Linked DNA regions of Homo sapiens: region 2 is linked to region 1. The links are chromatin loops, found by intact Hi-C in ENCODE. Cell type or tissue: heart left ventricle. All regions are shown on one strand. Each heading gives the region's core, and the rest is flanking DNA. Links, peaks and the distances in the headings are about the cores only. Region 1 overlaps EGLN3-AS1 (EGLN3 antisense RNA 1). Region 2 overlaps EGLN3 (egl-9 family hypoxia inducible factor 3).

Evidence for each region. A loop is a pair of places that touch in the nucleus more often than their neighbours do. Peaks named below come from ENCODE experiments on the same cell type or tissue, not always from the same donor. Only the 100,000 strongest peaks of a DNase experiment are listed, where the experiment ranks them.
Region 2: it touches region 1 in a loop (2.4-fold over the local background); 17 of 110 quality-filtered maps call a loop at or near these places.

What each region holds. Positions count from the first base shown.
Region 1 is chr14:34,055,142-34,066,196 of GRCh38, reverse strand. It overlaps EGLN3-AS1 (EGLN3 antisense RNA 1), which reads right to left. Exons shown (of 3, transcript NR_184209.1): 3 at 3,835-7,065. All of the region lies in intron 5 of LOC102724945 (a long non-coding RNA gene), which reads left to right. Among named protein-coding and RNA genes, the nearest start is that of EGLN3-AS1, 21 kb to the right of the region's middle. RefSeq lists a silencer at 5,621-5,980 and enhancers at 5,879-6,380, 10,864-10,913. In heart left ventricle, for the core only: a CTCF peak has its summit at 5,815 (motif pointing left); DNase peaks (open chromatin) are centred at 2,168 and 5,846; H3K4me3 peaks cover 1,392 bases; H3K27ac peaks cover 4,272 bases.
Region 2 is chr14:33,932,244-33,943,298 of GRCh38, reverse strand. The region is part of intron 1 of EGLN3 (egl-9 family hypoxia inducible factor 3); the gene reads left to right. Among named protein-coding and RNA genes, the nearest start is that of EGLN3, 13 kb to the left of the region's middle. RefSeq lists enhancers at 4,664-4,733, 4,364-5,335. In heart left ventricle, for the core only: no CTCF peak of the experiment used is centred there; a DNase peak (open chromatin) is centred at 4,818; H3K4me3 peaks cover 977 bases; H3K27ac peaks cover 4,821 bases.

The sequences.
Region 1 (11,055 bases), core at 1,281-9,280:
ATGAATTATCACTGTTGACGTTGACCTTGATCTGGAGCCCAGGCTAGGGTAGCCATGGAAGGAGGATGAATTTGTGAAATGTTACACAGGGATTTCAGAACTTGACATTTACTTAGATTTGGGGAGAAGGGTTGGAGTAAAAGGAAAAGGAGAGAGAAGAGTGAAAACTATTGCTGAGGTTTCAAAGGTAGGTGACCGGGCACCTGGCTAGTATAGGACAAATCCAGCTGAGTGTCAGTGATCTGTCCCAGTAGAGAAATCTAGCCTGCGGTTGACCTTCTCCTTTTGGAGCTGGGGAAAGTTCAGGACAAGGAGGTTCCATGGCTGAGGTTGTCACTGCCCTAGAACATGAGGGTAGAGAAGTGTGATTGGCACATATTCCCTGCTGGATGCATCAGCCAGTAAGGCCACCTGAAAGAGTTCCTCCCAGAATAATTTGCACAGTCACCTGGAGGTGATGGCAGGGACATCATCACCTTAGATGTCTAAGACCTCCGGCTCTGAGTTTGGGGGTATGGTGGGAGGACTCAGGGCGCATTCCTCAGTATTCTCCCAGCTACTTAGTTATTTGGAAAAGCAGTAGATGCTGCCTGAAGTCAATTAGAACTGTAGCTGAAATTTTCCCAGACGAAGGCAACTGGACACCTGTGGAGGCCAAAGCAATTCCTCGGATGCTAATCCACCATGTTGGCTTCTGAATAACCCCAGTTCTGGGAAACCTTCTGAGATTTCCAGCTTATCTCTTGTACCTTGTTTAAGAACACCCACTTGTCATAAATCCTGCCCTTAGGGCAAATTTCTAGGCATGTCCTCTGCAGCACTTGTGCCCCTCCCCTACTGTATGTAATCCCTGGCTCTGGGGGATGGTGCTGGGATCCACCATGGCTGGAGACGTGGCTTCTGTTCATAAGTCCTTATTAAGGCTGGGTGCGGTGGCTCACACCTGTAATCCCAGCCCTTTGGGAGGCCAAAGTGGGTGGATCACCTGAGGTCAGCCTGACCAACATGGTGAAACCCTATCTGTACTAAAAATACAAAAATTAGTTAGGCATGGTGGCGCAGGCCTGTAATCCCAGCTACTCGGGAGGCTGAGGCAGGAGAATTGCTTGAACCCAGGAGGCAGAGGTTGCAGTGAGCCAAGATGGTGTCATTGCACTCCAGCCTGGGCAATAGAGTGAGACTCTGTCTCAAAAGAAAAAAAAAGTCCTTATTAAATATTTTTTCCTAAGAAACTGGATTTGTCAGCCTGTTTCTTTAGCCTCTCAGCTTCCTCCGACTTTGGGGTAGGTTTGCATAGACTTGCCCACCTCGAAACGACACCGACTTTATAAGATGCATTATAGAAAGAATTGAAGGACATATATTAAAATGTAAACAGTGTGTAACTTTGATTGGTGGATTTAGGGGCTGTATCAGTTTTCTAGGGCTGGTTAATAAATTACCACAAACTGGGTAACTTGGAATTACAGAAATTTATCTCACAATTCTGCAGGCTAGAAGTCTGAAATCAAGGTGTTGGCAGGGTCATATTCCCTCTGAAGCCTCCAGGGGAGGATCCTTCCTTGCTTCTTCCTAGCTTTTGGTGGTTTGCGGCAATCCCTGGTGCTCCTTGGTTTGTAGCTGCAGTATTCCATTCTTTGCCTCTGTCATCACCTGGCATTCTGCCTGTGTGCCTGTGTCCAAATTTTCCTCTTCTCGTAAGAACGCCAGTAATACTGGATTCAGGGTTCATGTTAATTTGATACATCTGCAATAATCCTATTTCCATTCACAGGTTACTTTCACAGGTTCTGGATGGACATAAATCATGGGGGAGCACTATTCAACGCTGTACAGGAGTGATGATACTTCCTTCTTCGTATATTTCTATTTCATCCAAGTTTCTTTTTGCAACCTATATGTATTATTTCTATACCAGCAAAAACGCACATGAAAAATGCAATCTCCACCACCAGTAAAATTTGTTCTCCTTTGAAAAATACAACAAACTGCATTTGTTGAAGGGGTTAGTGCTGTCCTGGAACATGCAGGTAAGGTTACTCGTGCCAGTCATGGTGACTTTGCTGGGAGCCTCCCTATACTCCCAGCCAAACCGTGTTGAAAGGACAGGGAGGAGTGTTGGGTTGCAGGTGCCTGGGGAAGTGTCTGGACATCTCTGCTCAGGCCAGGGCCAGGGATGTGGGAGTGTTCTGTCCTGCTCTGCGGTAGGCTCCTGGCTTCCTTGATATGGGGCTCACCCGGAGAGATTGCATAGACCCTCTGTGGCAGCACCCCTTCCAGAACCAATACAGGAGGCAACTCAGAAGAGCATGGCTGTGATAACTGAAGCCACATGCAGCCTGGCAGGATAAACACTGCCTGGGAATCAGATGCTATTTTCCTGGCCTCTCTCAGGTACTGGGGCCCAGTGGGGAGGTGATTTCTCTCACGACAGACACACCCCAGGCTGTCCTCTATTAGTCACAGCACATGCTTAACTCTGTTTGGTTATGTTCCCCTGACGTTCTGCACGTCCCACCATCCAGCAGTGTGTGTTTACCCCTCCCCACAGCTAGTTGGACTAAACAACATCTCTCGTGCAACACGTTCTAAAGGAGCAGCTGGGAATCAGGTTTAAATCTTGGATTTTCAGCATAACTGAGTTAAAAATCCCTGAGACATCTTTTGTCTATGGGTGCCAGGGAGAGAAAGCAAACAAGAGAGAAAGAAGGAATTCTTAGTGTGTTTGACTTAAAAGCTCGGACGGCTTCTTTCAGAAGGCACTGGTGTGTCAGGCTAATTTTTTAAATGTAAGAGAATCCTGTTTGGGGCTTTCAGTGGGTAGATTTAGCTATTAAGAAACAAAAACACCACTGGTTTTTTTTAAGTGGGGCAGGGTGGGCTTCTCCAAACAACAGTTCCTAGTCAAACTCTTGTAGAATGTCAATTTCAAGCTCAGTCCCACCTCACTGAGAGACACAGGCTTTCATTCTTTTCCTACACAGCGATTTAACCCTTTACTAGGGTAAAGGATAGTTATAGGATAAGAAAAAAAAAATCTCCTTTTTAAAACAGGATCCATCTGTTATCAAAAGATCCCACTTCCTGATGGACACCTAACCACCATTTACTGGGGGATCCCTGGGGAGGCCACTGTACTAAGTGCTTTGCATATATTATCTATTCCGTTCCCCCAGCACCACTGTTATCCCCATTTCACAGAAGAGGAAACAGAGTCAGAGAAACTGAGTGATTTGCCCTAAATTGTAGTCATTGGCTACTCGAGCCTAGGTCTGAGCAACTACAAAGCCTGGAATCTTGACCAATTCATTGAGCTGCTCCAAAAGAGGACAACACCTGTGAAAGGGTCCTGCACAGAGGCAGAGAATAGTAGACATTCATAGATATAAGGTGGATATGGTTTCCATTTCCACCTTTACCATTTACTTGCTGCGTTGAATTCAATGACTCAGTTAATTTTCAGAATTGTAGGTGACCCACTTGTAGAGCATGGATGGTTCCCTGTCCTCAAGGGTTCTACTATCATCTGGTGTTTCCCCCTCAGGCACCAACCAGAACGCCATATTTTAGGGAGGGTAAGGATTGAAAGAAGAACCTGCAAAGCATGGTCGCCAGCAGCATCATGCTCAGGACAGCCCTGGTCTGGAAACCCTGGCCAGCCATGGCATTCCAGAGGCACCCAGCCCGCCCCAGGGTGGGGTTAGAGCAGAGGGGTCTTGGGGAGCTTGCTCCATTCTCTGTTGTGACCGAAGATTGTGGGTGTACAAGCGTAGCCTCACCCGAGACATGCTCTCCAGGCCCATCCCTTTTACACCTTTAGCATAGCACTTGACCTGCAAGGTTGTAATTATTTTTAATTTGAATATTCAGAAAAGTACAAATGAAAAAATAATGATTACTCATATTCCAGCAACCCACAGTTAGCCAGTGTTGACATATTTGCTTCTAGTTTTATTTTATATCTATTCCTTAAAATAAAAAACTGCATGATATATAAGCACATTGTTCTTTGAAACAATTATTACAATATGAGAATAAGCTAAATTCCTATGACTACCATTTCAAATCTGAATTCCTCCCCTTCCATTCAAAGACAGCTTTAAGTTTGGTGTGTATTTTTCCAGCATATATATATATATATATATATATATATATATATATATATATATATGGGATTTTTTGTGTGTATGTACATTTTCTTTCTATAAATGGCATCATGCTGCATGTATCATTTTGCAACTTGCTGTTTTTCATTCAATATACTTTTGAGATTTTGATACACATAGATGCAGCTGATCCCTTTTAATAGCTCTAATAGTACTCCACTGTATGAACATACCACATTTATAGATAAGTGCATTTGAATTTTCCATTTTTTCCTATTATGAACTATGCTAAAATAGACATCACTCATACTCAGGACCACCACACTGCACAGTTCCAGAAAGCTCCATTCACTTCTACGAACGTGTCTTCTGGAGTTGTACAGCATACAGCCTGCTCTGCTGTGCTTGGCAGCCCCTGCCTGTATCTCCTCCATTTATTCTATTAACAAGATTTATTCGGTGCCTACTGAATTCCAGTGCTCTGCTTGTATTAATGTATTTAGACCTCTGAAATGTCCTAAAAAGTAAGTCGTTTTCACCATTTTTATTTTCCAAAACAAGAAGGTGAGGACAGATGGGGGTACTCACTTGGCTAAGATCACACGGTCTGTAAATTGCAGAGCCAGCATCAGAACCTGCACAGCCTGGTTCCCAAGTCTGGGTGCTGAACCGTCATACTAAGTCTTCCTCATGTTTCACTGTCTACTTAGTTAATATCTCCCACTCATCTGTAACCCTGAGAGCAGGGACCACGGGGAGCCACTTATTTTGCGTCACTGGTGCCCAAATAGTGCCTGATCTCCATGACAGGCTCAATAACGTTCTGTCAGTCACTTTACTCATGACTGCAAGCTCCTTTCCTAATCAACGTTTCCTCTCCCCCTTCCCCATGTATCTCTTTCCCTTCATAAGCACCCACCTCGTCTCCCTCTCCACGACATTCCAACCCCTGAGCAAGGCTTTGAAAAAGTGACATAGGCACATCACAGATGTGCCGTTGGCTCTAATTTGTGAAAGAACATTTTACCGAGGGGCAAAGGAGGACTTGGAATTTTTTCCTGCCCCCAGGAGGCCCAGACTTGCAACCCTGTAGGTCTAGAACTTAAGCGGAGGTCCTGCTATGTTCACACATTTAGTAGAGAATGACTTCTAATTCCGTCATTCAGCTGTCAGGCACGTAGGCCGCTTCCTTTTATAAAGCTGGTTGTCGTAACTAAACAGGTGCAGATTTGAGGAAATGCAGACCGACTGGAATGATAAGTCCCACTGCATGTGAGATTAGGTGGATAGAGGACTCGAGTCCCACCCGCCCTTTACTGTCTTTAGTCTCCCCAGTCCGCCCTGGGCACCACCCGCCGAGGCTGGGCTCTCGCAGCTACCTCTCCATCTATCTTCATGACAGCTGCGGGGGCCGGGGGCAACTTAGTCGGGACAAACGTGAGCGAGCGAGTGTGTGGTTCAAAGAAAGGAAACGCAAGGGACAAGGAGAAGGTCGAGCTCCGGCTGAGGAAGAATCACGGGCCGGGCTCGGTCTTGCCCGTCACCCTCGCGCCCCTACTTCCGGGCGGGCAGGCACCGATGGGGACTCCGCCCAGGGAAGGCGAGCCCCACGCCCACGTGGCTTTCGAGGGGGACAACCTGGGGCGTGGGGACACTGCAGGGCACAGGGCACCCGCGAGTGGAACCACCTAGGCGCCCCCTCCCGGGGCCGGTACGTGCGGGCTGCTGGCGCTGCGCGCGGGAGCCCTCCCTCGGCCCGGGGCTGCGCTGGAACGCGCTGACTCACGCTAGCGCTACGTGAGCTGCGAGCCTGCCGGGCGGGGCTGGCTGTCCAGCCCCGGCCGCCGCCCGCCGCAGTTACCGACTACCTTCGGGGCGGCCGCGGGCGCAGGCACAGTGCGTGTGGCTCGGTGTCCGCCGCGGCGCGCCCTGGCGAGACTTCACCCCGCGCCCCGCCGCGCGCTCGCCAAGGCTGCCCGCCGGGCATTTTTGATCATTTCGATTGTCCCTCCGGCTCGAAAGCTGCAGCAGAGCTGGGATCTTGCATCCGAAGCGAGGGCACCAGCCGGTATCTGCTAGGCAGGAGCGGCCAGAGTCGCGTTAGGGCGGCCTTGGGCAGGGCGCTTCGGTTTGGCCTCTCTTTGGCTCCGGGGGAGCCTGCGGAGGCCCAGGGCCGGTCTCTGGCTCTGCACTTGATGGCCTCCTATCTAGGGGAAGGGCCAGTTAGTATCCCACCCGCTCCCTCGCCATTGTAGCTCAGTTCATCCCCAAAGACCCCGTGGAGTGGCAAGGGCAGGCATCATCCAATCCATTTGGCAGAGGACATCAAAGCTGAGGTTTAGATATTCATCTGTTGACAATGATGAGGATGTTTCATCGTAACTTTTCTATCTAGAACCTAGCTCTCAGTTTATCAGTTCTAGTGCTAACGTGGCCTGTTTTAGCGGTGTCTCCCATTCTGTGTTCTCTGGAAAGACAAGTTAAAGGGGAGAGTTTGTATTAACAGGTGTCACGTCTTCTCACTCTCGCCATATCCCTGTACCTTCTGGTAGATGTAAACGGACACAACTGTGCTTATAAAACCAATAACTCGCCAGTCTTCCTCAGGTCCATTCAAGACCATTTGAGTGGGTCCTTGGGTGCCATGGACAGAAATCTTGTGGGGACATGGATGAGGGGGGCCTCCAGCCCCTGAGGACTGTCAAGACCAGGGCCTTGGGGAAGGGCAGCCGAGCTTCACATTGTCCCCACTTAGCCACTTGTCAGGGTTGCTGTGAGGCTCCAGATGAAAATACATGGAGTTTCCTTAACTACCGTGGCCCACAGAAATGACACATGAGATTCTTTTCCTTGGTCGTAGGATACTGGGGGCGGGGTCAGTGAGAGGCACTGTCCATCTCAGAAAAATCTGTATCACTCTTGTTTGCTCATCTTGAGGAAGCCATGGAGAGCACAGTTTCTATGGAGTCAGCAGAAACAAAAATGAGATTAATTCACACGTAAATTCTGCCTTTAGATACAGAGACCTAGGTTATAGGATCTTGACTGTATACACAGTTAAGCCATTTGTAGAGTTTTCCCTATTTGGGGGTAGTTTTTGTTCTGATTTTTTTTTTCAGAGGGGATGTTTGCCAAATTCTTTCTAGATTATAAAATTAATACAAACTCTCATAAAAGTGAATACACTAAAATATAAAGAAGAAAAAAAAAATCCCGTAATACAACATTCATACACCAATAAAATGTTAGCATTTGAGGTATATTTCTTTCGAAGTATTTCATTTTGTTTTATTTTATTTTATTTTTGAGACAGGGTCTTGCTTTGTTGCCCAGGCTGGAATGCAGTGGTGTGATTACAGCTCACTGTAGCCTTGACCTCCTGGGCTCAAGTCATCCTCTCACCTCAGCCTCCAGAGTAGCTGGGACTACAGGTGCATATCATCATGCTCAGCTAACTTTTGTATTTTTTGTAGAGACAGGGTGTCTCCATGTTAGCCAGACCTGTAGCTGGGACTACAGGTGCATATCACCATGCCCAGCTCATTTTTGTATTTTTTGTAGAGACAGGGTTTCACCACGTTAGCCAGCCAGTCTCAAACTCCTGGACTCCAGCAATCTGCCTGCCTTGGCCTCCCAAAGAGCTGGGATTACAGATGTGAGCCACCATGATCAGCAACCAAGTATTTTAAAAGTTTATTTTATATAATGTCTAATATAATTGAGGCCACATTCTATGTCTTGAAAATATTATTTGCCTTGCTTAATATTATATCGTACACATTTCCCATGTCATTAAACCTTTTATAGTCAATTTATGAATGTATTATGTATTTTTTAAGCAATTCCCTTACTGTTGGAAATTTAGGTTGTCTCTGTTTTTTGGCTTAAGCAATACTCCAATGAATATATTTGTGTATAAATATTTGACCAGCTTATTATCTCCTTAACATAAGCTTCCTAAAGTGAAATTTTTAGGTTTAATAATATAAACATTTTCATGACAAGATCACATTACTTGGTGGCAATTTCCATGAAGACAGGAACTATCTCTGCCTGCTTTACTGCTGTATTACCAGTGTCCAGCATGGAGATGGTTCTTAGTGTGCATGTTTTGTTTGTTTGTTTGTTTGTTTTTTGAGACGGAGTCTCACCCTGTTGCCCAGGCTGGAGTGCAGTGGCGAGATCTCAGCTCACTTCAACCTCCGCTTCCTGCGTTCAAGAGATTTTCCTGCCTCAGCCTCCCGAGTAGCTGGGATTACAGGCTCGTACAACCATGCCTGGCCAATGTTTTTTGTATTTTTAGTAGAGATGGGATTTCACCATGTTGGCCAGGCTGGTCACAAACTCCTGATCTGAAGTGATCTGCCCGCCTGGGCCTCCCAAAGTGCTGGGATTACAGGTGTGAACCACCGTGCCCAGCCTTAATGTGCATTGTTGAATGAGTGAAGAAAACAAGGAAGAAATTTCCCTTCTTGCTTAGGAATATCAAAACTAAAGACTGTGTTTTATCCCAGCTGGTTCTAACCTGCTAAAGCTGACCATTAACTTTAAGGAACCCCCCCGGGCCCCACCCACACACAGGACCTGATTGAAAACTCTTTCCTGACCACAGACAGTGACACTTGTTTAAATGACTGACTGTCTAGAATGCTAGTTGTCAATGCTTAACTAGAATAATCATCAGGCACTTCTCTCCAGCACTTAAAAAGCAACCCCTGACATTTCCCTAACAGGGATACATTGCAAATTTCTGTTTTGGTTTGTGTTCCCTTGCCTGGTAAATTAGTAGACTCAGCTGTGATGAAACAACAACAACGACAACAAACCTCTAGGCTTATTCTTTGACAAATGAATATTGCCAAAATGAAATACATAAAAGTTGTAGCAATCTACAGTTCTACCATCAGTTTATATCTCACTGCTTTTTTGGTGCAATGTGTCTTGACCTTTGTTATTTAATGGATTAAAATGTGGGATAATTTTTTGCCTATTAAATTAGGTAGACTGACCTTTTCTTTTTTGAGACAGAGTTCTACTCTCGTTGCCCAGGCTGGAGTGCGATGGTACAATCTCGGCTCACCACAATCTCTGCCCCCTGGGTTCAAGTGATTCTCCTGCCTCAGCCTCCCAAATAGCTGGGATTACAGGCACACACCACCACACTCAGCTAATTTTGTATTTTCAGTAGAGATGGGGTTTCTCCATGTTGGTCAGGCTGGTCTCAAACTCGCGACCTCAGGTGATCCGCCCACCTCGGCCTCCCAAAGTGCTGAGATTACAGGAGTGAGCCACTGCGCCCAGCTGACTGAACTTTTAAATACAAATGTGATGATTTACATTTTTTCTTATCTATTGAGATCTTAGCGATTTTCTTATTAGTCTGTATGACCCTTTTATACACTAAGAATATTGCAGAGTAAATTCTTCATAATACTTTTAAAGTGAATCCCTGCCAGGAAGATCTTCCTGCAACACATAATTTTGATGTATTAAATTTTTGAAGCAATTGTGCATTTAAATTACTGCTGGAGGTGTTCTAAGATGGAAGGGGTAGTTTCTAGCTACTGGAAATATCTAAGTAGAGACTGTTTGATCCCTTGGGAGGGATTGAAACATATGATGACAGGTTGGACCAGTGCTCTTTCGGTTCCCTTACAACCTTGAGATTTTGTGATTCCATAACCTGTCCAAAAATAAAAGGCAATAAGGTTTTTTTTGCGGGGGGGGGGGGTGGGGTGGGGTGGTAATTTTCTTTCTATTAATACTCTGTAAGATTGACAGGCTCCTACAGAAGTCTAACAACTAAGAGAACCAAAGAATGATTTTCTGAAGCTACTGCCTTTATTCACACTTTTAAAAAGCCCAGGGTGGTTGAAGAGTGTGAATGTGCTTGGCCTTGCAGCTGTGTCCTGGCCCTTTAGAATTTGTTATCAAAACAAAACATGCATTTCCACTGGAAGTTTTTAGAACATTGATTTTGCAAACTTTTTCTAATTTCACTTTTGGTTTCTTCTGTGTAGTAAAATCTGTAAACTTATATTTTGCATATTTATTCTTTGTCAATTATCTGTTGTGTAGATTATTACGTATTTACATACACACAGCAATGCATACTTGTACACGAAAACCATGTATACACTATTTTATGGATAATTTAAGGGATTTTTTTTCAAGTGACTGCTTTCAGTTATGTGCTAACTTTGGAAACTACCACCAACATAAAAATCTGCTCTACTGAGGTATCCACCTAGATTTTTATTGTGGAAGTGCTTAATTCCTGTGTCTTGACATTTAGCATAAATGACATAGAGCTCATTTTACATCTATTGTGTAATGTGAGAGCTGTGTTCTGACAGCTCCTGTATTTCCCTTATTGGAATGTTCATTGTTCATTTGTAACTGCATATTTAATCTTTAGTCTCCTATATAGGCTACAAGTTTTGGGGGGCCATGGGGAGCAAGGGGACCTGATCCTCTGGTATCCCCAGAGTTTAGTGCTTGGCATTCTATAAAATCTCTGTTGAATTGAATTGAATGTAATAAATTACATGTAAAAACTAGATAGGAAAAAGCGCAAGAGGCTGTGGACTTAGTGTGAGGTCAGAAAGCTGGCTGAAAAACTAAGCGATCTGAGCACCTCCTAGAAGCTGGGCACTTAGCTGGCCTATCACCTGCCTTATCTTACTGAATCCTCACAACTTTGTTTTGAGAGTTTTTGTTTCTGTTTTGTTTTTATAGAAGAGGAATCCATGGTTCAGAAGGGTCAATGAACTTAGTCAACTGGTAAATGGTAGGACTGGGAGTTGCTCTGAGTTTATGGTGGCTTGAAAATCCAGGCTCTTTTCTCTTGAGTAGGATGCCTGCAGTATGTAGTCTAGTCTTGATTGGGGCAGAGTTGGGGAGGGAAGATGTGGCTTTAGGAAAGGACCTGGCTCCATTAACTTAGCTG
Region 2 (11,055 bases), core at 1,147-9,146, 120 kb after region 1:
ACAGACAAATCATTTGATGGTGCCAGACTAAGGAGTTCAGCTTTGGCAGATTGCCAGGAGCCGTTGATTGGGCTCAGATTCAGTGCTATGTGTCTGTTTGCCAAGCAAGATTAGTTGTCTTGGTTAATTATACATAGAATTTGTACCCCCTTTCTCTCGATTATTTCCATCTTAAACCGGTATGACATTTACTTTAATTTTGCATCTTGTTTTGATATTGATTTGTGGGTGAGTTTCTGTCCCTGTTTTTGGTGAGTCTGTAGTGACTACGTTTTCCTGCCCCGGTCCTAACACAATCCCAGCCTTACAGACCCTGGGTTTGCTGGTGTATAATGCAGGCTTTCACATCTTGTATTGGATTCATTTGGTACCTTGTTACTTAGTGTTCTCCGTGTTCAGTACAGTGTCAATACCTCCTTATTAAATCAAGCTAATTTTTGATTCTTTAGAAGGTACAATGATTCTCAAGTTCTGGAGTACATGTGCCTATCTTATATTAAACATTAGTTTTTCTTTACAAAATGAGGCCAAAATACTTATTGTTGCCATACAAAAATAATTCCAGAATACAAAGAATCAAATAATATGATAGTAACCTCAATTCTTTGTCAGTGGGAAGAAAACAAAATGAAAAACTCAATTCCAGGTGTCAATAACATCTATTTTTTATTCTAATGTGAGACCCTGAAGTTCCATCTTTTTGAAGTTGTCAGGATAATTTCATTTGAGCATTGCTTGGAAGCTGTAAGGATATACTGTTTGGGACCCTTTTATTTATTTTTATAGAGATGGGGTTCTGCCATGTTGCCCAGGCCTCCCAAAGTACTGAAACTACAGGTGTGAGCCACCAGGCCAGGCCAACAAAACCCCTTTTAAACACAAAATATTGAAGATTCAGGCAAGAACATGCAGTATTGCTAGAGAAGGGCCTATTGTGCTTTCTTTGTTTAGTTTTACTTTTTAGGTTCACTATAGAACCTCAAGTTGTCTTTTTTTTTTTTTTAACTAAACTTTCTTTCCTTTCTTAGTAGAAAAATCCTTGAGGGGCCCTTTCTTAGTAGAAAAATCCTTGAGGGGGGAAGTTTTTTAAAGTAACTTACTGTAACCATAAATCACTTGCCGTTGGTTCTTGTTCTTCCTGTAATCCATTTTATGTACTTTTGCTAGAGTGTAGTAGTCCCAATTCCAATTCTAATCATGTAGTCTCTGTGCTTAAAACAAAATAATCCAAAAATCCAACCATGCTCCTTCTTCATTATCTACTATACAACACTGTAAAGACTGTAAACTTAGCCAGCTTTGACAGCCCTCTACATCTGACCACATCTGACCTTTCTACACTTAATTTCCCACCACTGCCTTCCTTTCCTCCCAGTCCCTGAAATGCTAGAAACTAATTTGCCAGGCATAATGAGCTTCCCCATTGTCTTCCACTCATCAAAAATCCATCTCTACCGCCTTCTAGTGCCTGTTCCCTGAAGTCTTCCCTTCTGCTCCCCAGAACTCTGTCGTGGCTCAATCCAGGCTGCCCAGTACATGGATTTATTGGGCTGTTTATGCTGTCCACCGTGTGCTTAGAAATTCCTTGAATGCAGAGACTGTTAAGCTTTGTATATACTTTTAGTGCCTAGAACAGTCCCTTATACTTCATAGGTGCTTGTTGGCTTAATTTCATCTTCAAAAGGAACTTTGATTTTGATGGATATTTGAATGTTAAAAAAAAAGCTAGAATTTTTTTTGGGGGGGATAGAGGGGAATGACGGGGGAAGATGGGTGGCTGCAGCTTAGTCTCTAATTCGATGCCTAAGTATTTAAATATTTTATTAGAGTGACATGTTATGTGAGACCATCTCAATGGAGGACCTTAGCTTTGTAAGTTTTTTTTTTTTCTCAGTTTCGAAATCCTAGGTTTCACCCTAGAAATACCCGAGTCACACCTGGATCCTGGCAGCTCATACCTACAGGTCTGGCTCAGAGACGCCAGGGCCACGAGGCTTAGGGCCCCAGGTTCTGGTCCTAGCTCAGCCCCTGGCAAGTTTCATGGTCCTCCATTTCCACTTCTTTATGGATGAGTTAGATACTTGTTTTCATTTTTGAACTTAAATTTGGTCAGCACCTACCACTTGACACTAGGATGGACACTTCAGATTTTATTTCATCTTCCTATGATCTTGGGCAAGTCAGTTCTCTGAGCCCACTTTCATCATCTATAACATAGGCACAATAATACTGTATGTCTACTTCTAGGATTATAAGGAATTAACATTGAGATGACATTTCCATTTGAGAAGGAAAATAGTTGCTTTCAGTGCCTTTTATTTGATTCCTGGAGAGAGCAGACTCGCACCGACATTCAACCCCAGCGCTGATATGACAGTAATCCTCAGAGGCAGAGCCCAGCACAAAACAGCAATGCTAGAAAGTTACAATTGGAAAGTTTCCTGCCAGCTTCGGGAATGACACTGCAAAGCTGATGCCAGAAACTGCCAGAGTAATTCTCCTCATTACTGCTCTACCCACCCACTTTCAGCTCCCCAAATTAACTAGTGCAGTTGACTAATTCCTCTTTACCTTTATCATTTAGGGTGAGGCATTGCACAAAAACTCTCGACTTTGCCATATAAGGGCTGTGGTTCTCTGTGGTCCCTGGATAAGAGGCATCACCATTATCTGGAAACATGCAGTAAATGCAGATTCTTCATCTTCTCCCCAGACCTCCTGAGTTAGAAATTCACAAGTTCTCCAGGTGATCTCATACATGCTAAAGTTTGAGAACCATTGAGTAAAGTTAATGCATTAAGAAGAGATTAGATAGGGATGGTGGCGTATCTTCCTACAGTTTCCCTGTTAACAAGAAAGTCAGAGGTCAGTTGATCAGACATTAGATTATTTATTGCTAAAACTAAAAAAAAAAACAAAAAACGATTTTTAGTTCACATTTATAGCCTATTATTTGTACCAGCATATTTAATTTTCCAGAACTAGAATTGAAGCAAATTTTGGAACCAGTTCCCTCCTGTTATGGTGAATGGAGGTGAATGTCTGGCCTTTGGCAAGACAACTGCATTTGAGGCCTATGTGGACCCTGCAGGGGCTACAGAGATTTTATGGTGGGCTTGAGGTTGACCTGCACTGGGAATAACCAAAGCAAAGACAAGATGACTTGGACAAGTAGGGTCAATTTTCTTGGCCTCTTGCCTTTGTTAAAATTCCCCCTTTGGATCTTTGAGTTTACAGACTGAATACCAAGCACACTCTTTTAAAAAAATTCTTGCAATTGTTTGTATTTTGTGATTTTTCTATCACTCTGGAAGGGTGATAGGCAAGGATGAGGTAGGTGGAGTCAAATATTTCAAGTAGAACCAAAGATCTTAGTTCCCTCAAAAATGAGGTGGGGGTGAATTTGCTAATGTCAGACATTAGATAAACTGAGTTGGTAAAGCACGTCTTAAGACCTCACACTCTTCAGCCAGACCAACTGGGTTCAAAAAGGCAAGTTACCTAAGCTCTCTGTGCCTCCATTTCCTCATCGGTAAAATGGAGATAATGTTCCTACTTCATGCGGTTGTTAGGGAGTGTGAAGGAGGTCCGATTTGTGAAGCACACAGAACAGTGTTGGGCACATAGTAAATGCTTTACAAATGTTTGTTTAGTAAATAAATATAGCCACTGAATTTCATGAGTTCTAATCTACGCTAACTTGCTGTGTGTCATTTCTTTCATTCAGCAGATCTGTTTTTCCAAGTGCTGAAATGCATATGTAGGTTTCTCCTGTTTTAAGATTGTTTCGGCCGGGCGCGGTGGCTCACGCCTGCAATCCCAGCACTTTGGGCGGCCGAGGCGGGTGGATCACGAGGTCAGGAGATAGAGACCATCCTGGCTAACAAAGTGAAACCCAGTCTCTACTAAAAACACAAAAAATTAGCCGGGCGTGGTGGCGGGCGCCTGTAGTCCCAGCTACTCGGGAGGCTGAGGCAGGAGAATGGCCTGAACCCGGGAGGCAGAGCTTGCAGTGAGCCGAGATCGCGCCAGTGCACTCCAGCCTGGGTGACAGAGCGAGACTCCGTCTCAAAAAAGAAAAAAAAAAAAAGATGATTGTTTCAAGGCATTTTTCATGACATTTTGATTGGTAACTTCGTTTTTTCATATATTATCCATTATTAAAGTCTTGTCTTACCAATTATTTTGAGTTATGGATTCTTTAAGTACTTTAGGATTAAGTTCAGATGAAAATTTCAAATATTCCATTCTCTGATGAGCCTGCAGTCACAAGTATTCCTTGTCTCTGTTATGCTCAAAGCCTTTAGAGAGCCATAGGTGATGTTTTATTATTCTGATAAGGCTGTTTTCTCATATCAAAGGAAGTCGAATATTATGTTTCTCTATAGAAATACCTGTGATAACTTCTAGGTCCATAGGGTAACTTCTAGGGTTAATGACTTCTACCAAGGACTTGGAGCGGTGTGACTCAGGGCACACACTGCTGCTCACCTTCCCAGTAACCAGGAAATTAAACAAGATATGTGCAAAATGCCACCGGGCTACATGAATTCTCAGGAAACAGCAGCTGTTAATATTTGGGGAAAGGCATCAGAAAGGAAATGGTTAAATGCGTCTTGATGTCCTTATCCCTGGGCTGGACTGACCTTTGCTGATTTTATAATTGTGAGGAAGCCCGGTTGAAAACATTTCTCTGGTGACTGGGGTAGAGATGGGGGAGGGGGATGGTTCCCAGTGTCCGTTCCCAGCTCAGGCTGCCTGGCGGTGTGCTCGGGTGTGGGCTGGCTGCCACCCTCACGCAGCGCACGTAGCCCTGTCACTCAGCCATCACCCTGCTGGCTTAGAGCCAGTCCTCCACGGGAAGGGCGGCCTGCCCAAACCCAAACACCCTGTATTAATATGGCGATGTTGCCGGGCCTGTTTACTGTGCCTAATTGCATGGGCTCTGGCTGAATCCCCTCCAAGGAGAAGAATTAACCACAATGCAGAAAGGAATGACAATAGTCTCTTAAATTCCTGGCCTCTGAGCCTTTCAGTGGCTTCTTGGGGGAGGGCGATTCACTCAGAAGGTCGTGCATGAAATGCGGGATCTCCTGGAATAGAATCTTGATCCCGCACAGTTCAACTTTAGAGGCCTTTGAACCCCCTAGAATTTCGTGCAGACTTCTGTGTGTGCGTGCATATTTCTTACATCCTTTTAATGTAAGAATCTCAAAGGGCTATTGTGCCTGGTAGAACTATCATCACTGACCCAGGAGAACTAGATGGATGCTTCCACGCTCTGGGTAGTTAATGATCCTGAAGCTAGGACCAAGTTCATCTGAGGACAGGTTTTAAAGTGAGAATGGTAAATTCTCTGCTATTCAGGCACGGTGCTCTCACCTGGCCAGGAGGGTGTGGGCAGACCCACTTCACTAGAGCAACCGAGAGTCGGTTATTACTTCTTATTTTTTATTTTCAGAAGTTCTGAAGTTTCTACAATATTAGAAAATTCAGGTGTAGGTATGTGATGACCGTTGTTCTACCTTGGGAGAGAGGTCATGTGTAGCAGTGTTCTGGGTAAGTAGGTTCTGCGAGAGGAATTATTTTTAGTGTGGATTTAGGACAAATGAGGAGGGCAGAAGTAGTCTGCATTGTGGAAGTAGAGTAGTAAAAAACATTTTCATGAATAATTTGGGGTTTATTGAAAGGATTACCTACCTGACAGGTATTTGTCTGGTATTCTGAATCTTCCAAATGGTCTGGTGAGATGCTGAAGCTTTGGAAAGGTGAACACGGTGGCTGGACACAGCTTGTGTTATGGCCCACCAAAAGTGTATTTTCTCTTTCCCCCTCATTTTATTACATCAGTCTGTAACTAGAGGCACTAGAAGTCAGGAAATAGAATAGCTAGGCTTGCTCTTAACCAACAACAAAGATGACCAGCAAGATGCCAAGGTAACTGATGACAGTTTACACAAAATTTCTTACTTTTCTAAGAGCTCACGTTTGCTTACAACTATTTTCTTCATGCCCGTCTAGGTGAAGTTTGAATGTCTAAAAATTCTAAAGCACTTTTAATACTTACAAGTTAGCACTGCTTCATCATCACATTGAGACCTTTTTTGTTCAATTCTGTATAAAGGATAAGACCAGCTGGCAGCAAATGTGAACTTTTGCAGTGACATTTTCTTAAAACTTGGAGAAAGCTTTGCATAGTTGCCATCGTCTTGTAAAGAGGCCCTGTGAACATTGTTCTGTAGGAATTTAATTTACTTGACAACAGTAGATCCCACAAAATGTCCTTGAAGATCACATATCCCTGAACAAGGGAGATGATAGAAGGTTGAAGTAGTAATTCCAGTTTGCTTTTCATGTCCTCCGGATTTAAGTTGCAAATGATTTTTTGAGTTCTTTTCTCTCACTCCTTGTCAGAGCCAAGTGGAAAATAATGGAATTGGACATTTTGGCTTAATTTGTCTTTAGATTTTTTTTTTTTTAAATAAAACTTGTAAAGGGCATGTCTCTTTCAGGTTTTGTTTTTTTTTTTCTCCAGCCTTTCCTCCAGTATGCCTGCATATAGCAGTTTGAATACCTAAACGTTTTTTTGGTTTTTCTTTCTTTTTAAATAGGAGAATTTCAGATCTAGAGCTGCTGCTAGCACATATAGTGCCTTTGTTCCAGCTACTAATCCCCTTTCCCCTCCCTCAGATGAATTACCAAATGGGGCCCCTACATCAGCAGGGTGCCTTGATGAAGGCAGGACCTAAAGTATGTGATCATGGGGATGCCCTGCTCACTGGCCACAGTCAAGGCGTGTGTTAAAATATGTGCTGAACATAAACCACCTAGAAAAATAGCCCTGGAAGTGTAGCCTTCAGCTCCTCTACCCACAGCTGACTAAAAACATTGGCAAGTTTGTCACCTAGGCTGTTGTCACCCGAATATAAATGAGACCCATTTCTGGCCAGAAAACTTCAGCTATCACAGTCTACATTGTGATGAGTTGCTTGGCTGTTTTTCCAAGCAAAAGAAGGTGCATGGTCTCATGTATTTCCTCCCAACTCTTATTTATTTATTTATATTTTTTGAGACAGCATCTCGCTCTGTCGCCCAGGCTGGAGTGCAGTGGTGCGATCTCGGCTCACTGCAACCTCCACTTCCCAGGTTCAAGCAATTCTCCTCCTCAGCCTCCTGAGTAGCTGGGATTACAGGCGTGCGCCACCATGCCCAACTAATTTTTGTATTTTTAGTAGAGACAGGGTTTCACCATGTTGGTTAGGCTGGTCTTGAACTCCTGACATTGTGATCCACCCACCTCGGCCTCCCAAAGTGCTGGGATTACAGGCGTGAGCCACCGCGCCCAGCCCCCAACTCTTTACACATCTAGTTGTCTGTGTTGTTGTGCCTGTGTCGTTGTGCCTTATGGTGGAGAAGGGAAGGATCCTGGGCCTCTGTTGCTCTGTACTGGGTGGACATGGGGGAAGGACTTGATGGAGCGAGGTGTCAGGATGCAATTGGAATGTGGATGGCATTCAGGATGAGGCATTGTCTTTGGATAGGATGTGTTTGAGTCTGGTGGAGAGAGATGGGGAAGGTGCCCACTCAGCAGCTGTCTCAAAGTAGCTTTACTTCTTGGAAGTCCTCACACAGTGATCTCAAAATATAGCCTGATATATGTGTGTGTATATATATATATGTGTGTGTGTGTGTGTGTGTGTGTGTGTGTGTGTATTTATTTATAGCCCTGATTAAAAAATTGGGATCAACAATATTCAGGAGAGTTTACATAAAGATCTGATTGCCTGCTACTCTCATAAAATCTGAAGATTTGCTCTCATTGAAAATAACAGCAAGTCCCCTCAGTGTAGGTGGCATAACACACACCAGAGTTCTGACTCATGTATACCGGATTGGCTTCAATCATTTGTTACTCGCAAACATCGAAAGCTATTTTAGTTTGCCAGTCCTGGGTTCAAAACTACAAAACACTTAAGTAGAATTGGGTCTCTGAAGAAGAGACGTTCTACAGCTTCAGTTGAGGGGAAGACAAACATAACACATCATCTTTAAAAATAGCTAACATTTATTAAGCACTTAGTGTGTGCCAGGCCGTGCATTAAGCATTTTACATGGATTATCTCCCTGAGTCTGCATAAACCCATTTTACAGATGAAGAAACCAAGGTGTAAATGAGCTAAATGCAGATTATCCCGTACTTAGGTTGCATTTTATTCAAAGTACGCTTTGCTCAAGACCATGCTTAATTCAAAATGAATCCTTACAAAGGTTGGCTGGTATTTCTACTTAGCAGCTGGAGGGGATCTAGCATTTGTCGGTAGATCAGAATACTAGTTTAAAGCTCCTTCAACCAGATAGTTTTGAAATCACGCTTTTCTCAACAAATCTTAAACAATGGATTTTCATTTATTGGAAATTTTGCAAATAAAATGAGATCTAATTAGTACTTTAATTTGGTGAGTTAAATTTTGTATAAAATGCCACTTTATTATAACTTGTTCAAGATCGAGTCATACTAGTGAATCTGTCTCAAATCATGAGCAATGTAAAATACATTTCTATGAAAATACATGTTGCAACTGTTAGCAGAGAAGTGGTAACGGCAGGGTGGGTGTATCCCCTTCTCACCTGTGGGTCTGAAAAATGATCATCATTGCCTAGTGGATGGTGGAGGTCACTGATGCCAAGTTTTTGAAATGGTTTTTACATGCAGTCAAGCTGCGGTTGATGGCATTCAAGAGCATTCTGTTTAGGCATTGGAATGGAAATCCTGGACTTTTATTTTTCAACTTTACCTTTGGACTTGATGAGATAGGTTTTTTTTTTTTTTTTATGAAGTCAGCTCACTGGTAACTCTTAACAGAACCACTGTTTCCTTTTCCACCTGTGGCATTTGGGGACCACTTTTTTATACTGGGTTTTGACTGTTACGGTTCTATATATCTGTGTATATCTTCAAAGGATACATATACGTTTGTTGTCTGGACATGGCTGCATACGTGTCTAGAGCACATATTCTGGTCTAGAGCCAGCCTGGGCCGGCCTGATTCACCTCTCCACTCATTTCCTATTGCTACAGAGCTAAGGAGAGGCCTCTGGGAATGGGGATGGTGGGAGGTGGGGTGGGTACACTATATAATGTCAGTGGACAGAGCGGTAAATGTGTAAGGGGACATGTGGATTTATCAGTATATCCAAGAATAGAACTATAGGACTATACTGTATGTGCTGCTGTAGATGACACTACTGTGTTAAACTTGCGTAAACTTCAAATATTAATCTAGTCAGGAAGTTTTAGAAAATAAAAAGCCTGTACTAAAGTAGGCATCCTCTTGATATGTGTCAGTTTATTGCTTGGCATGTTTGTTATATGATCATTAAATTACTCTGGCCCGTTCTTTTAACAATAAAGCATTGAAGACTTCTCTTCTGTTAAACACTAAATCCCTTCCCCGGCTTGATGAGGTTTAGATAGCAACTCAGTTGGACTGATCTGTTTCCGGAGTTTGTTACTGCCCCGTGCACAAATTGGCACAGAAGTGAATGGCTAGTTATTGAAGTCAGGCTTGCTTCTCGGTGCATCCTTAGCCTCATGGTTTTAGACCCTGTCAAAGACGAGCAAATAGTTGGGAATGTGCCCAAGCAAAGACCCATCTCCTATGGCACTCATCCAGAAAACACACTGATAAAATTGGCCAAATGTAGCCTCAACTGGCCCACTGATGCTCGAAATGATTTCCTTCCATTGTTTCCAACTTGATGCATGTGGTTTCTGGAACCAGGAGAGAGGGTGAATGTTCACTCTGGCCAGAAAAATTATCTCTTTGCCTCCCTCTTAAGCAGTCGGATACTTTGCTGACATGTAGGGGTTTTGTCCTAATAGTAAGTCCTCTGGAATTGGCTTTGTCTCTGTGTGTTTTATAGATGCGGCATTTGGTAGAGGATTTACTTTTGTGAGTTTGTATCCATCTTTTTTTTTTTTTTCAATATTTTAATCTGAGCTGAGTTCTGAGGCAGAGAAACACTCCTTAATGACCTGAAGAACTATGTTGCTTTTTCAAGGGTTGATGCTTAGATCAAGTCTTAGATCTTCTTGGGCCTTTGACAGCTGCGTAACCCAATCCCCTCTTTATAGGAAAGAGACAGCCTGGGATCACAGTTAGTTGCAGAGTGAACTATGGCAGGCATCCAGACCACTGACCTTTTCCTTAGAGAAGAGCTGTTTAAGCATATAAGATTATAGCATTGATGTCATACTTTTTCTTTTCAGACACACTCAGTGGGGGGAGCCTGAGATAATAGGGAATCCAGCCTGTAATTGTTTGTGGCTTAAGCGACTTTCATTATTGGCTCTGTGGTGGCTCTTATAATCCTAATAGCTGCTTCCAGGGGTGGGTAATTCTTTAGTCATTATAGGTGACTTTATTTGTCTCTTCTTCTCTTGCTAGGCCCATCAATTCTGTTTGCTACCAATCACCCTTCCTCAAGCCATGCTTTGCTTAGTGGTACCATCATTTGTTAAATCTTCATTGCTGACGTCGCCTCACAGTTTCACCTTCTGAAAGATGTTCAAGCTAACAGCCTAACTTGAGCTCTAAGGATGACATCACATTGACATTTTGATGTTCAAAGGCAGGATATGGGGATTGTTTGCTGCATGAGGATATGAAGTTTGAGAGAGATGGTGATTTAAGCTTTAAAATTGTTGTAAAGTCCAGTTACTATTCAGCCTTATTATTGATCTGGCATGCAAGGTGTGTTTTGCCTAGTTCCGTGTTTTCATGCTACTATTGAGAGTGACTCGGCAGCCACGTTGAAGCTGATTCATTGAACCACTAGCCCATTAGCTTGGGGCTCTACTCAAACGGTCATTTTACCAATGAAGCAACGCTGCCATTTATCAGGAAATATATGGCCTGGATCTTTACATGTATGTTTGAAGATAGGTCTTTTAAAATGACAGAAATAGCTATTGATCTAGGTAAAATGTGAACTTACTCTTTAGAGAAAGAGCCATTCGCTAGTTCATTGATTTATTTATCACATTTTAGATGG